Regions from separate parts of the Homo sapiens genome. Here region 1 is linked to region 2. The links are chromatin contacts, found by Hi-C or POLR2A ChIA-PET in ENCODE. All regions are on one chromosome and are shown on one strand. The core of a region is the stretch at or near the end of the contact, and the rest is flanking DNA. Distances in the headings are between cores, read along the strand shown.

Region 1 (7,210 bases), core at 3,744-6,243, 960 kb after region 2:
GGATCCAGGCAACAGCCATCATCCAGGTAGCCAGAGCTAGGGGCATCGGGACTGACTGATCCAATCCTTCCTTGTGGCATCTTAAAAAGCCTTAAGGGGCCGGGCACGCCCATGCCTAATGCCAGCACTTTAGGAGGCCAAGGCAGGAGAATCGCTTGAGCCCAGGAGTTTGAGGCCAGCCTGGGCAACCACATCACTGTGACCATATCTCTACAAAACGTTTTGTTTATTTATTTGTTTGTTTTTGAGATGGAGTTTTTGCTCTGTTGCCCAGGCTGGAGTGCAATGGTGCGATCTCAGCTCACTGCAACCTCTGCCTCCTGGGTTCAAGTGATTCTCCTGCCTCAGCCTCCCGAGTAGCTGGGATTACAGGCATCCGCCACAATGCCCGGCTAGTTTTTGTATGTTTAGTAGAGACGAGGTTTCACCACGTTGGCCAGGCTCTTGAACTCCTGACCTCAGGTGATCCACCCACCTCGGCCTCCCAAAGTGCTGGGATTACAGGCGAGAGCCACCATGCTCAGACAAGATATTGTTTTAAATTAGTTGGATGTGGTGGTCCATGCATGTAGTTCTAGCCACTTGGGAGGCTGAGGTGGGAGGACTGCCTGAGCCTGGGAGTTCAAGGCTGCAGTGAGCTGAGATTGTGCCCCTGCACTCCAGCCTGGGCCACAGAGCAAGGCTCTGTCTCAAAAAAAAAAAAAAAGAAGAAGCCTTAAGGGATAGGGGAGTTGCTGGCTCAGGTGGGATACCTGGAAGTTCCCCTAGCCTTTACCTTGCCCTTCACCCCAGAGCTGAGCCCATGAGGATAGTTCGCCAGCCAACGCCTCCACCTGGGGACCTAGAACCCCCATTCCAGCCATCTGCTCTGCCTGCAGACCCTCTGGAGAGCCCACCAACAGGTAAGGACTTGGGTAGAGATCGGATGAGACTTGGGTGTCTGGGACATCCTAGTTGAGCTTGGAAGTGTCAGGTACAGAGTTGGGGATAGGGCTTAAGCCACCTCCCAGGGCAGGGCTTGGTATATAAAGATGGGATGTTGATGTCAGAGGCTTGAAGTTCAATTCTTAAATGCAGAACTTAGTGTTTTAAGGGTGGGCTAATTCCCCTGTGCACAAAGTTGAGCATGTGGGGAGGGGCTGAGACACTGCAGCCAAGGAATATCCACCTGTGACCCTCTCCTTTCCTCAGCCCCAGATCCTGCTCTGGAGCTCCCATCCACCCCACCACCGTCCAGCCTTTTACGCCCCCGCCTCAGTCCCTGGGGCTTGGCCCCGCTCTTCCGTTCCGTCCGCTCCAAGCTGGAGAGCTTTGCTGACATCTTCCTCACGCCCAACAAAACCCCACAGCCCCCACCCCCGTCCCCCCCAATGAAGCTGGAGTTGAAGATCGCCATCTCAGAGGCCGAGCAGTCTGGGGCTGCTGAGGGCACTGCGTCTGTCAGCCCCCGGCCCCCAATCCGCCAGTGGCGAACTCAGGACCACAATACCCCAGCACTTCTCCCTAAGCCCTCTCTGGGCCGAAGCTACTCCTGCCCTGATCTGGGGCCCCCTGGCCCAGGTACCTGCACCTGGCCACCTGCTCCACCCCAACCAAGCCGACCACGGCCGCGGCGGCACACTGTGGGTGGTGGGGAAATGGCCCGAGCCCCGCCACCCCCTCGGCCCTGTCTCCGGAAAGAGGTCTTCCCTCTCGGAGGAGTGGGAGCCTCCCCTTCTCTCACCACATCTTGCTCGTCCACGGCATCCACTTCCTTCTCCGAACCAGCAGAACCCAGGTAGTGCTCTCAAAAAACCCCCTTGAAGCCTGGCTGCAGCCTGGTCCCAGCCTCCTTCCCTGAGTATCCAGTGGGCAGGAGACGGGGGATAATGCAGTGAATCCTGTTTGTCCCTGAGCCTTGACCTTCTTGGCAGGTTGGGTTCAACCAAAGGGAAGGAGCCAAGAGCCTCAAAGGACCAGGTGCTTTCAGAACCTGAGACCAAGGTAGGCATTCAGATCGGGTAGAAGAGACTAGTGGGGGCCTGAGCCCATGTCACTCTTTCACCCTCTGCCCCATTTTTGCAGACCATGGGAAAGGTTTCTCGATTCAGAATACGCAGAACACCAGCCCGTCCTCAGCTAAACCTTACACCAATGGGACTGCCTCGACCAATCAGGTGAGGGGCTCACTGGGCATTGAGCCATCTTGGCCAAACAGATGCAGGCTTATGTCCCCTGAAGTATAGCTTTGTCTCCCCTCAGGGAGCACAGTCCAGCCTGAAAGATTCAATTCGGTGTGGGGATGGTTTGTGCTCAAAATTGCCTGTCTGCCTTATGTAGCACTCCTGGCCCTGACATGTCCCAGAAACTGAAATACAGACCAGGCCTTACCTGTCCCTTCAGGCCCCACTGGCCCAAGGTTTCTCAGTGGCCTCTGCTCTTTGCTCACAGGTTGAACAAGAAGGAGTTCAGCTTGGAAGAAATTTACACCAACAAGAATTACCAATCACCCACAACCAGGAGGTGAGACACTTGGAAGGCTAGAGGGTGGCAGAGGGAAATCTGGAGCTGTGGAGCACCCTGATAAAACCAGCTCCTCTCCCTGCCTTGTTCAGGACCTTTGAGACCATCTTTGAGGAACCCCGGGAGCGCAATGGGACTCTGATTTTCACCAGCTCAAGGAAGCTCCGGCGGGCTGTGGAATTTCGGGACAGCAGCCTTCCTCGATCACGAAGACCGTCCCGTGGGGTCCGGGCTGCAGGGGGCAGGACTGTTCCTCCCAATGTGGCCCCCAGCCCTGATGTGGGCCCCCTGCTCCAGCAGCGGCTGGAGGAGCTAGATGCCTTGCTCCTGGAGGAAGAAACAGTAGATCGGGAGCAGCCCCACTGGACCTAGGTGCCCCATCTGTTGGTCATCCATCCTGAAGGGACAGGAAACCTCCCAGGCAGTTATTTTTTTTTCTCTATATTTCTAGTAAAGTTTTCGATATGTTTCTGATTCTTTTGTATCTCTAGCTGAGTTTAAGATTGATTTGGCTGATGTTTCTACGTTGACCCCCAAAGGTCTGGGAACTGGGGCTGGTGCTAGAGATGGTGACAGGGGTTGGGTACAGAGTACAGGGAGGGGGTGAAGTGGTCACTTGAGATAGATAGATAGATAGATAGATAGATAGATAGATAGATAGATGATAGATATAGATGGAGTTCCGCTCATGTCACTCAGGCTGGAGTACAATGGCACGATCTTGGCTCACTGCAACCTCTGTCTCCCTCATTCAAGCGATTCTCCTGCCTCAGCCTCCCAAGTATCTGGGATTACAGGCGTGCGCTACCACACCCGCTAATTTTTGTATTTTTAGTAGAAACTGGGCTTCACCATGTTGGCCAGGATGGTCTTGAACATCTGACCTCAGGAAATCCGCCTGCTTTGGCCTCCCTAAGTGCTGGGATTACAGGCATGAGCCACCATGCCCGGCCTAGAGATACTCTCTTGCTTAGAGGATTCTCCTGTGTGGAGGGACACTTCTGAATCAGTGCCAGATGATACTGTGACCCTAGACCGTGGTCTGGGTTCTCCCAATTCATTTATATCAAGGAGACTGAAAGGCCTATAGTGGGTCAAGGCCTTGAAGATCAAGATGGCCCTGAATTCCTGCTAACATGCAGGCCAGGACCTGCTGCTGGATTCAAGAGCTACGGCTAGGCCAGGTGCGGTGGCTTACGCCTGTAATCCCAGCGCTTTGGGAGGCCGAGGCAGGTGGATCACAGGAGCCTAGGAGTTCGAGACCAGCTTGGCCAACATGGTGAAACCCCGTCTCCACTAAAAATACAAATATTAGCTGGGTGTCTTGGTGTGTACCTGTAATCCCAGCTACTCAGGAGGCTGAGCCAGGAGAATTCACTTGAACCCGAGAGGCAGAGGTTGTAATGAGCTGAGATCGCACCACTGCACTCCAGCTTAGGGAACACAGCCAGACTCTGTCCCCCCCAAAAAAACAAAACAAAACAAAGAGCTAAGAGTAATGGGCCATAATGAAGCACTCACGACGACTGTCATAGGTGCTTGACCTGCACATGTCCCTGCGACAGGGAATTAGTCATTTTATGGACGAGAAAGCAAGGCAGGCATGTCAGCGCGCTGTCCACTTTTAAAACGGTAACCCGGGCAACCGAAGGCCAGAAATGGCTGTCTCTTTTTTTTTAAGCCAGTCACATTGAGCAGTGGGGTGCATCTTTCATAACTGAGAGGCATCACAGGGCAGTGGCTGACATAGACGTGGCTAGGAGACTACCAGCCCGTCTGTGCGCGCATTCCTTTCCGTCCCAGTAAAATGGGGCTGACAGCATCTCCTTCATGGAATTATTACCAAACGCAGTCACAAACGCGGAGAAGCGCTCATGCAGGTGCAAGGCGTTTTCGAATTGCTAGCACTCGGGACCGCTGCCAGCAGCCGCGCCTGGAAGGGACGCGGCTGCCTGTTAGTGCGGCCGGCGCAGGCGCAGGCACAGCACGCGGCCGCTCGGGCCACCCCGGGCCGCGGAACGACTCGCAAGCAGCCAGCCTGACGGCGGCGCCGCCACGCGCGTGCGCGAGACGCCAGGCTGTCTGTGGGCCGCGCCGAGCGGCGGAAAGGCGGCGATGACTTAACTGGCTGTGGAACGGAACCTCTTGCAGCCGCGCGCCCCCCGGCGGCCAACCGCCCCCAACGCCTCAGGCCCCGCGTCTCCGCCCCTCGCCTCGACGCCATCAGGAGACCGGCCAATAAACAAACAGCAGGAAGAGGCGGGGCCCTGTAGTAACCGCCCCAAACACCTACTTCTAACCAGTCGAGTCACAAGACTGGGGGGAAGGGCGGAGCCAATCCGACGTAACCCAATCCAAGATTTGAGGGCGGTTACATGCACCCACTCCCTCGGGTTTGGCTCCGCCCCTCACCTTGACGTAGCCCTCCCAGCCTATCAACGACTGCGCCCGTTGGGGGTGAGGGGAAGGGGGCGGAGCGTGGGAGGAGGCCGAGAGAGGAAGGAGGCGTAGGCTGAGGAGGAAGAGGGAGGAGGGGTAGGGAAGTCCTGGCGGAGAAGCGCCCTAAGACTCCAAAGGAGACAACAGGAGTTTGTGCTGGAGCTCCCCCGCTGCCCATCGGCCGTTCCGGATCCCCTAAGGCCCAAGTCGGACAGAGACGGAGGAAAGGAGGAAGAGACTTTTATGTCGGCGGACAGGGGAGCTGTACCCGTCACCGTTGCCTCACATCCGGGGCTTTGGAGGGCTGGCCTCGCTGCCCCGCCCCGCCTCGCGCCTTTCATGGCGACCGGAGGCGGAGGCTGGAGGAGCTGGGCCCGGAGGAGGCCCCTTTAAATCTCCTTAAAGGGGTGGCCACTGAACTCGGCGGACTGCAACGCCAGCCTTAAAGGGGAAGCCGCCGAGCAGACGCTGACAAATTGAGAACTGTGCCGTTGGGAGAACTGGGGCGAGTGGGGTTTTTCTTTACGTCCTCCTCCCCCACACACAAGAAGTCTTTTAAATTCAACTTAAAGGGGAAGTGGCCGCTTGTGGAGGACTAGAAACTAACTCCGAGCCCTTAAAGGGACGGCCTGCTGTTAGAAGGACCCTGGACTCCTTAAAGGGGTGGCCTCTTTGAGCCGGAGGACTTGAGACACTTTTAAAGGGGAGGTCTGCGTTTCGGGGCGAGCTTTCGGCCCCTTTTAAAGGGGTGGCCCTTCCTCTTCCTCGGGGAGACTTGCATCGACCCCTGGCAGGGGGTGGCCACCGCACTAGGCCGCCGGACACTGTCGGGTCGTCTTAAAGGGGCCGGGAGCTGGACAACTTGGGGCCTCGCCTTAAAGGGACGGCCGCCCCGTTTTCGCCGTCGCGGCCCCGCCGAGCCCGCAGGGGGGGCCCTCGGGCTTGTCGCCCCGGGGGCGGCGCCGGCTCCCCGGGCCGTGGCCTTGGGGCAAGCTCGGGGCCAGCAGATCCGGCTTTAAAGGAGAAGCCGTGGCCCTCTCGTCACTGTGCAGCCGCCAGCGCCGCGCCTGCGACCCCGGGCCTGCGGACAGGCCGCTTCGGGCCCCGCCGCCTCCGGATGCGGCGCTGAGGGCGGTCGCCATGGAGACGGCAGCGGCCGCGGCCCCGGGTCCGGGCTGGGCAGCAGAGGGGGAGCGCCGACGGCGGCGCTGCTCGCGCCGAGACCGAGACCGGGAGCAGCGGCGCCGCCGAGGTCCAGGCGGCGACGCGCCCCGGGCCCTGTTGGCCGCCCCGCGCGGCTCCTCGTCCTCGTCGTCGCCGCCGCCGCCCGCCAGGCCTTGGTCGTCAGCTTCGTCTGGAGAGCGGCCTGGGGGCCCGAGACGCCGGCGGCCCCGTCCGAGACCTCGACCCCCGCGACCCCGAGCTCGGAAGCGGCCTGCCGGCTCGGGCAGCCGCGGGGAGGAAGAGGAGGAGGAGGAGGAGGAGGGGGGCGCAGACGACGGCGAAGCCGAGGAGGAGCCTGAGGAGGAGGAAGAGGAGGAGGAGGACTTGATCGATGGCTTCGCCATCGCCAGCTTCGCCACCCTCGAGGCCTTGCAGGTGGGGCCTAATGGGGCTAGGAGACTTTGGGGGTTTCCGAGGGGCAGCAAGGAGGGGGCAGTGCCCCTAGTGGGTGGAGTTGAGGGGGGAATGCTGGCACCCCAAACCAGAGCAACCGGCTCCTCTGGCCAGGCCTCTGCCCCGCCCTGGGGTGGGAGGAGGTAGAGCTCGTCTCTGGGGACCCGGTTTCCCGGCCCGAGGGGTACTTCGGCAACCTGGTCACCCCTAGAGGGGTTGGGAGCTTGCCCTTTTCCATCTATCTCAGCCCCACCTCCTCCTCCACAGAAGGATGCATCTCTTCAGCCCCCAGAGCGACTGGAACATCGGCTGAAGCATTCTGGGAAGCGGAAAAGGGGGGGCTCCAGTGGGGCCACCGGGGAGCCAGGGGACAGCTCTGATCGAGAGCCTGGCCGGCCCCCTGGGGATCGGGCCCGAAAATGGCCCAATAAGCGGAGAAGAAAAGAGGTGAGGTTGTCCCTTAAAACTCTTTAGGCAGAATGTATTTCCCACAGCCCCGTTTTTCATCAGCAACGCCACTGCCCCTTGTAAACAGAGACCCCAGTTTCTAAGGGCAAAGAGGCAAGCAGGGCAAATTTGAGCCCTTACTCATCCGGGTCTGACGAAGGCCTGTCTACAGTCAGGTGCACCTCCTTTTGCCTGGTTCTGTGTC
Region 2 (7,661 bases), core at 142-2,641:
TGACATTCCTGGTCTTAAAGCTTGAAACTTAAATTTGCCTTATCTGAGTTCCTTCCCCAGGAAACTGACCCTCAGGCCTCCCAGATAGCATCAAGGAACTGAAACTCCTTTTCTTTACCCCCCTCTAATTCCTGTTTTCCCACCCACAGCTACATTTGCTCCCCACTATATAAACCCCCAATTGGAGTTTGTTGGAGAGATGGATTTGAGACTTATCTCCTGTCTCCTTGGCAGATGTCATCTGAATAAAGCCTTCTTTCCTGGCGATACTCATTGTCCCGGGATCCCAGATCAGCTTTCTGTGCAGTAAGCAATGGGACCTAGACTGAATCCCTGGCGTTTCGGTAATACACCCATCCATCCTGTCCACCCCCACCCATCCTGTCCACCCCCATCTATCCTGTCCACCCCCGACCCATCCTGTCCACCCCCGACCCATCCTATCCACCCCCTTGTGCTTCCATCCACTCATCACTCTTCCCACCCCTCCGCCCACCCACCATCCGATGCTACAGAAGCCCAGAACTGGGGCACTCAATCTAGAGGTCAAAGATGGCAAGAGGTCAAACCAGATTGACAGTGAGTCACCTCAGTGGATATGAGTTTTAGTGTGCTGAGGCCGTGAAAGGTAAAAGCATTTAAAAACAGCAAGGCCAGGCACGGTGGCTCACGCCTGTAATCCCAGCACTCTGGGAGGCCAAGGCAGGTGGATCACCTGAGGTCAGGAGTTCAAAGCTAGCCTGACCAACATGGGGAAATCCCTTCTCTACTAAAAATACAAACTTAGCTGGGCGTGGTGGCATGTGCCTGTAGTACCAGCTACTGCTACTTGGGAGGCTGAGGCAGGAGAATCGCTGAACCCGGGAGGCGGAGGTTTCCATGAGCCGAGATCACACCACTGCACTCCACCCCGGGGAACAAGATCGAAACTCTGTCTCAAAAAACAAAAACAAAAAACCCACAAAAATTAGCCAGGCGTAGTGGCGGGTGCCTGTAACCCAGCTACGCAGGAAGCTGAGGCACAAGAATCACTTGAACCTCAAAGGCAGAGGTTGCAGTGAGCCGAGATCATGCCACTGCACTCCAGCCTGGGCGACAGAGTGAGACTCTGTCCCAAAAAAAACCCAGAGCAAACAAACAAAAAACACAACGGCGAGACATTCTTAGCAAACCAACTATCTGCAAACAATTCAACGTCGGATCTTTAAAAAAATCCCGCTGTGGCATTATGCTGCGGACACATACATTAATTTATGGCTAGCCCTTCAAGACAACCAGGTGGGTAAAATTATGTAAATGTTCACCGCCTCTATACTTTGTTCCAATGACTTCCTGAGTAATTGATTGTTTTGCCAATTACTCAGCAACATTTAAGACCTGCTTCCGGAGGCCCTAAGTAGCTCAGCATTCTAAGACCGAAGTACTGAAGAAAATCTGCCTGTGTGGCTGTGAATAACATCTCCATCCGTCACTGTGCACATCAGATTTAGGCCAGATAACGCAGGCTTTATTTATTTCAGGTACGCCTTGCGCTTCAGATCATGGGACTCTAGTATAGCACCCCCAGAAAATTATCAAGGGCAAAAAAATCATAATACATACCTCTAGTTCAGTGGGTCCTTGGATAACCTCTTTCCTCTCTCCTAGTTCTTCAGCTAAAAGATTCAGGAGCCTTAGCAACAAGAAGGAGCTATCCCACAAGTTGCATTATTCTAGATATTCGGACACTTTTTTTTTTTTTTAAGCAGGAGTCTTGCTATGTTGCACAGGCTGGTCCTGAACTCCTGTCCTTAAGTGATTCTCTTGCCTTGGCCTTCCAAGTAACTGGGATTACAGCGGTGAGCCACCGTGCCAGGGTTTTGGATGCTTTTTTTTTTTTTTTTTGAGACAGAGTCTCTCTTGTCGCCCTGGCTGGAGTGCAATGGTGTGATCTTGGCTCACTGCAACCTCTGCCTCCCGGGTTCAAACAATTCTTCTCCCTTGGCCTCCCAAGTAGCTGGGATTACAGGTGCGTGCCACTACACTCAGCTAATTTTTGTATTTCTAGTAGAGATGGGGTTTTACCATGTTGGCCAGGCTGGTCTCGTACTCCTGATCTCAGGTGATCCGCCCACCACAGCCTCCCAAAGTACTGGGGTTACAAGCGTGAGCCATCGCGCCTGGCCGGATACTTTTTAACCAAAGGAAAAAGCAAGCATCTTTATTGGAATAATATATCAATATATGCAGGTAATCAGACAATACCAGTCAGACAACACTGACTTCTTTTTTTTTTTTTTTGAGAAAGGAAGGAAGGAAGGCAGAAAGGAAGGAAGGAAGGAGGGAAGGCCGGAGGTGGTGGCTCATACTTATAATCCCAGCACTTTTTGAAGCCCAGAAGGGAGATCACTTGAGGCCAGGAGTTTGAGACCAGCCTGGGCAATATAGAGAGACCCCATCTTGACAAAAAATTTAAAAATTAGCCAGGCATGATAATTTGCACCTGTAGTTCCAGCTACCCAGGAGGCTGAGGCAGGAGAATTGCTGGAGCCCAGGAGTTTGAGGCTGCAACCAGCCGTGACTGCACCACTGCACTCCAGCCTGGGCGACAGAGAGATACCCTGTCTCGAAAATAATAAATAAAGGCCGAGTGTGGTGGCTCACACCTGTCATCCCAGCACTTTGGGAGGCCGAGGCAGGCAGATCACCTGAAGTCAGGACTTCAAGACCAGCCTGGCCATAATGGTGAAACCCCGTCTCTACTAAAAATACAAAAATTAGCCAGGCATGATGGCAGGCGCCTGTAATCCCAGCTACTTGGGAGGCCAAGACAGGAGAATCGCTTGAACCCGGGAGGCGGAGGTTGCAGTGAGCCAAGGTCGTGCCATTGCACTCCAGCCTGGAGAACAACAGCGAGACTTCGTCTCAAAATAATAATAAATAAATAAATAAATAAATATGTAAAAAGTCCCTTAACTGAGGCCAGGCGCAGTGGCTCATGCCTGTAATCCCAACACTTCGGGAAGCCAAGGAGGGTGGATCACCTGAGGTCAGGAGTTCAAGACCAGCCTGACCAACATGGAGAAACCCCATCTCTACTAAAAATACAAAATTAGCTGGGTGTGGTGGCGCATGCCTGTAATCCCAGCTACTCAGGAGGCTGAGAGAGGAGAATCGCTTGAACCCTGGAGGTGGAGGTTGCTGTGAGCCAAGATCACACCATTGCACTCCAGCCTGGGCAACAAGAGCAAAACTTCATCTCAAAAAAGCCCCTTAACTATAATCTAAGAAACAAAAAATATTTAATTTTTATTTTCTGCATGATCTGCTTAGTTTTCTTAATAAGCTGTGAACCAGAAAGGGAATTTGCTGCGGTTTGGCAGCCTTTTAGGTGGAGGATTATAGTGAATACATTTTTAGATTATTGGTATAGTAACTTCCCCAAAGGATGTAAGATTTTGAGGACTAAACCAAGTCCTGCACTTTCCATTCCAACCTAATTAATTCCAGTGAATGAAACATTCATTGGGGAAAGCACAGAAGATGCAGAAGAGCTGCTTACATGACCTGAGTCAACAATTCAGTGACCCTCTGCGTATAATAATCAAAATAGGGCCAGGCGCAGTGGCTCACACCTGTAATCCCAGCACTTTGGGAGGCCGAGGAGGGCAGATCACCTGAGGTCAGGAATTTGAGACCAGCCTGGTGAAAATGGTGAAACCCCGTTTCTACTAAAAATACAAACAATTAGCTAGGCGTAGTGGCGCACACCTGTAATCCCGGCTACTCGAGAGGCTGAGGCAGGAGAATCGCTTGAACCCAGGAGGCAGAGGTCGCAGTGAGTCGAGATCGCGCCATTGCACTCCAGCTTGGGCACCAAGAGTGAAACTCGGTCTCAAAAAAATAAATAAATAAAAATAAAAATAGAACAATAAAGTCCATTCATAAATTTTCTAGCATAGTTAACTTATCCACCTCCTCTTGCTTTTCGTTAATTAATTTAGTTATCAGAGTACAAAATGAAAAAGTAAAAAATATCCATTCACTCTCATTCCCATGAGGTAACCACGTTTAAGGAGCTCTGTGTTTTTAGTCCTCCTGGCATCTACACTTGAGTGGAAAAGATGATCATTTGTGGTTTTAAGCACTATTGACTCCCTGATGTGAAGAACAAAGAATGTATCTCACTCATTCTTTTTTTCTTCTTTTTTTTTGTGCTGTTTTTATTGGTAGTCTTCCTACTAGTTATCATCATAACTTTAAATGATATATTTAATCCCCTTTTCTTGAAGCATTGTTTTTATTTTTATTTTTTTACTTGTATTTATTTATTTATTGAGACAGAGTCTCACTGTGTCACCCAGGCTGGAGGGCAGAGGTGTGATCTTGGCTCACTGCAACCTCCGCCTCCTGGGTTCAGGCAGTTCTCCCCCTTCAGCCTCCCGAGTAGCTGGGATTACAGGCACCCGCCACCATGCCCAACTAATTTTTGTATTTTTAGTAGAGGTGGGGTTTCATCATGTCGGCCAGGCTAGTTTCAAACTCCTGATCTCAAATGATCCACCCACCTTGGCCTTCCAAAGTGCTGGGACTGGCCGGGGATGATGGCTCACGCCTGTAATCCCAGCACTTTGGGAGGCTGAGGCGGGTGGAAATCACAAGGTCAGGAGATCCAGACCATCCTGGCTAACACGGTGAAACCCCTTCTCTACTAAAAATACAAAAAATTAGCCAGGCGTGGTGGTGCATGCCTGTAATCCCAGGTACTTGGGAGGCTGATGCAGGAGAATCGCTTGAACCTGGAAGGCGGAGGTTGCAGTGAGCCGAGATGGTGCCACTGTACTCCAGCCTGGACGACAGAGTGAGACTCCATCTCAAAAAAAAAAAAAGCAAAAAACTCCACAAAGTGCTGGGATTACAGGCGTGAGCCACTGCGCCTGGCCTGAAGCATCGTTTTTAAAATTCAGATATAATTTACATCGCATATACTTCACTGCTTTAAAGGGTTCAGGCTGGGCACAGTGGTTGACACTTGTAATCCCAGCCCTTTGAGAGGCTGAGGTGGGGGGGATCACTCAAGGCCAGGAATTTTTGAGACCAGCCTGGGCAACATAGTGAGACTCGCTCTCTACCAAAAAATTTAAAAATGAGCTGGGCAAGATGGCACACACCTGTGGTTCCAGCTACTTGGGACGCTGAGGTAAGAGGATTGCTTGAGGCCAGAAGCTCGAGGCAGCAGCGAGCTGTGATTGCACCACTGCACTCCAACCTGGGAAACAGAGTAAGACCCCTTCTTTTTTTTTTTTTAGATGGAGTCTCGCTCTGTCGCCCAGGCTGGAGTGCAATGGCGCAGTCTAGGCTCACTGCAACCTCCACCTCCCAGGTTCAAGCGATTCTCCTGCCTCAGCCTCCTGAGTAGCTGGGACTATAGGCGCCCACCACCACGCCCAGCTAATTTTTTGTATTTTCAGTAGAGACGGGGTTTCACCACATTGGCCAGGCTGGTCTCGAACTGCTGACCTCATGATCTGCCTGCCTCAGCCTCCCAAAGTGTTGGGATTACAGGCATGAGCCACCACTCCTGGCCAAAACCCCTTCTTAAAAAAAAAAAAAAAAAAAAAAAAAAAGAACATCCTTTTTTTTTTTTTTTTTTTTGAGACAGAGTTTCGCTCTCTTGCCCAGGCTGGAGTGCAGTGGCGCAATCTCGGCTCACCTCCTGGGTTCACGCCATTCTCCTGCCTCCATCTCCCGAGTAGCTGGGACTACAGGCACCTGCCACCACGCCTGGCTAATTTTTTTTGTATTTTTAGTAGAGATGGGGTTTCACCGTGTTAGCCAGGATGGTGTCGATCTCCTGACCTCGTGATCCGCACGCCTCGGCCTCCCAAAGTGCTGGAATTACAGGCGTAAGCCACCGTTCCCGGCCAAAAGAACATCTTAATAATCCCAGAAAGATTGGGCGCAGTGGCTCATGCCTGTAATCCCAACACTTTGGGAGGTTGAGGCAGGTGGACCACGAGGTCAGGTGTTCGAGACTAGCCTGACCAACACGGTAAAACCCCATCTCTACTGAAAACACAAAAATTAGCCAGGCATGGTGATGCATGCCTGTAATTCCAGCTACTCAGGAGGCTGAGGCAGGAGAATTGCTTGAACCTGGGAGGCGGAGGTTACAGTGAGCTGAGACTGTGCCATTGCACTCCAGCCAGGGTGACAGAGTGAGACTCTGTCTCAAAATAAATAAATAAATAAATAAATAAATAAATAAATAAAATAACTCCAGAAAGAAACTCCCTTCTTGTGATATCAAGTACATCTCCCTCCTCTCAGCCAATGGCAACCATTATTCTACTTTCTGTCTTGATGGATTTTATCTACATAGAATTGAGGGAAGAGAGAACTTCTCATATTGTTTTATATTGTTTTATACTCAGTACCTGTTTTAAGAAAAAACAACAAGAAAGTAAAATCAAAGACAGGCAGCCCGGCGCCAGGCCCGAAACCAGGCCTGGGCCTGCCTGGCCTAAACCCAGTAGTTAAAAATCAACTCATAACTTAGAAACCAATGTTATTCATAGATTGCAGACACTGTATAGAAGAACACTGTGAAACTCCCTGCCCTGTTCTGTTTCTCTCTGACCACCGGTGCATGCAGCCCCTGCCACATACCGCCTGCTTGCTCAAATCAATCACGACCCTTTCATGTGAAATCTTTAGTGTTGTGAGCCCTTAAAAGGGACAGAAATTGTGCATTCTGGGAGCTCGGATTTTAAGGCAGTTGCTTGCTGATGCTCCCAGCTGAATAAAGCCTTTCCTTCTACAACTTGGTGTCTGAGAGGTTTTGTCTGCGGCTCGTTCTGCTACAGAAGCATACAACACATGGCCTTTTGTGCCTGGCTTCTTCCATTCAGCATGTTTCTGAGGGTCATCCATGTTGTCTGTACTTCATTCCTTTTAATGGTTTCCATTGCATGGATATACTACATTTTCTTTACCCATGCTTCAGTTGATGGACATGTGGGTTGTTTCTACGTTTTGGCTATTATGAATTATGCTGCTATGAAAATTCATGTACTGGTTTTGGTGTGGGCACACGTTTTCAATTTCTCTTGGGTGTATACCTAGGAATAGAATTAGAAAATCATGTTGGCTGGGTGCGGTGGCTCACGCCCGTAATCCCAGCACTTTGGGAGGCCAAGGCGGGCGGATCACGAGGTCAGGAGATAGAGACCATCCTGGCTAACACGGTGAAACCCCGTCTCTACTAAAAATACAAAAAATTAGCCAGGCGTGGTGGTAGGCGCCTGTAGTCCCAGCTACTCGGGAGACTGAGGCAGGAGAATGGAGTGAACCCGGGAGGCGGAGCTTGCAGTGAGCAGAGATTGCGCCACTGCACTCCAGCCTGGGCAACAGAGCGAGACTCCGTCTCAAAAAAAAAAGTCATGTTTTACTTTTTGTGGAACTGCCACACTGGTTTTCAAAGCTGCTGCTTGTACATTCCACTAGCAATGCACAAGGGTTCCTATGTCTCCACATCCTTGTCAACACTTGTTATTGTCCATCTTTTTAATTATAGCCATCCTAGTGAGTGTGATGCAGTACCTAATTGTGGTTTTGATCTGTATTTTCCTAATGATTGATGATGTTGAACATCTTTTCATGTACTTATAGAAGTTATTAAA

Evidence for each region. Hi-C counts contacts between places; a loop is a spot of excess contacts on that map. ChIA-PET counts read pairs that join two places held with the same protein, here RNA polymerase II (POLR2A). Pooled maps may share reads with other maps.
Region 1: a pooled map shows a loop between it and region 2 (6-fold over the local background). The contact joins the promoter of FBRS here to the enhancer-like site in region 2. A Hi-C loop is called at or near these places in 4 of 50 pooled maps. POLR2A ChIA-PET finds 5 or more read pairs at or near these places in 2 of 52 experiments (activated CD4-positive, alpha-beta memory T cell and activated naive CD8-positive, alpha-beta T cell).

What each region holds. Positions count from the first base shown.
Region 1 is chr16:30,653,438-30,660,647 of GRCh38, forward strand. It overlaps FBRS (fibrosin), which reads left to right and starts at 4,994. Exons shown (of 18, transcript NM_001105079.3): 1 at 4,994-6,540; 2 at 6,826-7,005. The coding sequence starts at 6,082. It overlaps PRR14 (proline rich 14), which reads left to right. Exons shown (of 12, transcript NM_024031.5): 7 at 793-902; 8 at 1,192-1,777; 9 at 1,914-1,983; 10 at 2,065-2,156; 11 at 2,431-2,502; 12 at 2,595-2,976. The coding sequence ends at 2,874. RefSeq lists silencers at 4,410-4,669, 4,700-4,779, 4,830-5,009, 5,830-6,059, 6,130-6,179 and an enhancer at 5,260-5,709.
Region 2 is chr16:29,701,125-29,708,785 of GRCh38, forward strand. No RefSeq gene overlaps it. Among named protein-coding and RNA genes, the nearest start is that of QPRT, 26 kb to the left of the region's middle. RefSeq lists an enhancer at 1,195-1,294 and a silencer at 6,634-6,683. Within about 2 kb of position 1,392, at least 8 of the 41 ENCODE cell types and tissues checked have a DNase peak (open chromatin) inside an H3K27ac peak, as active enhancers do.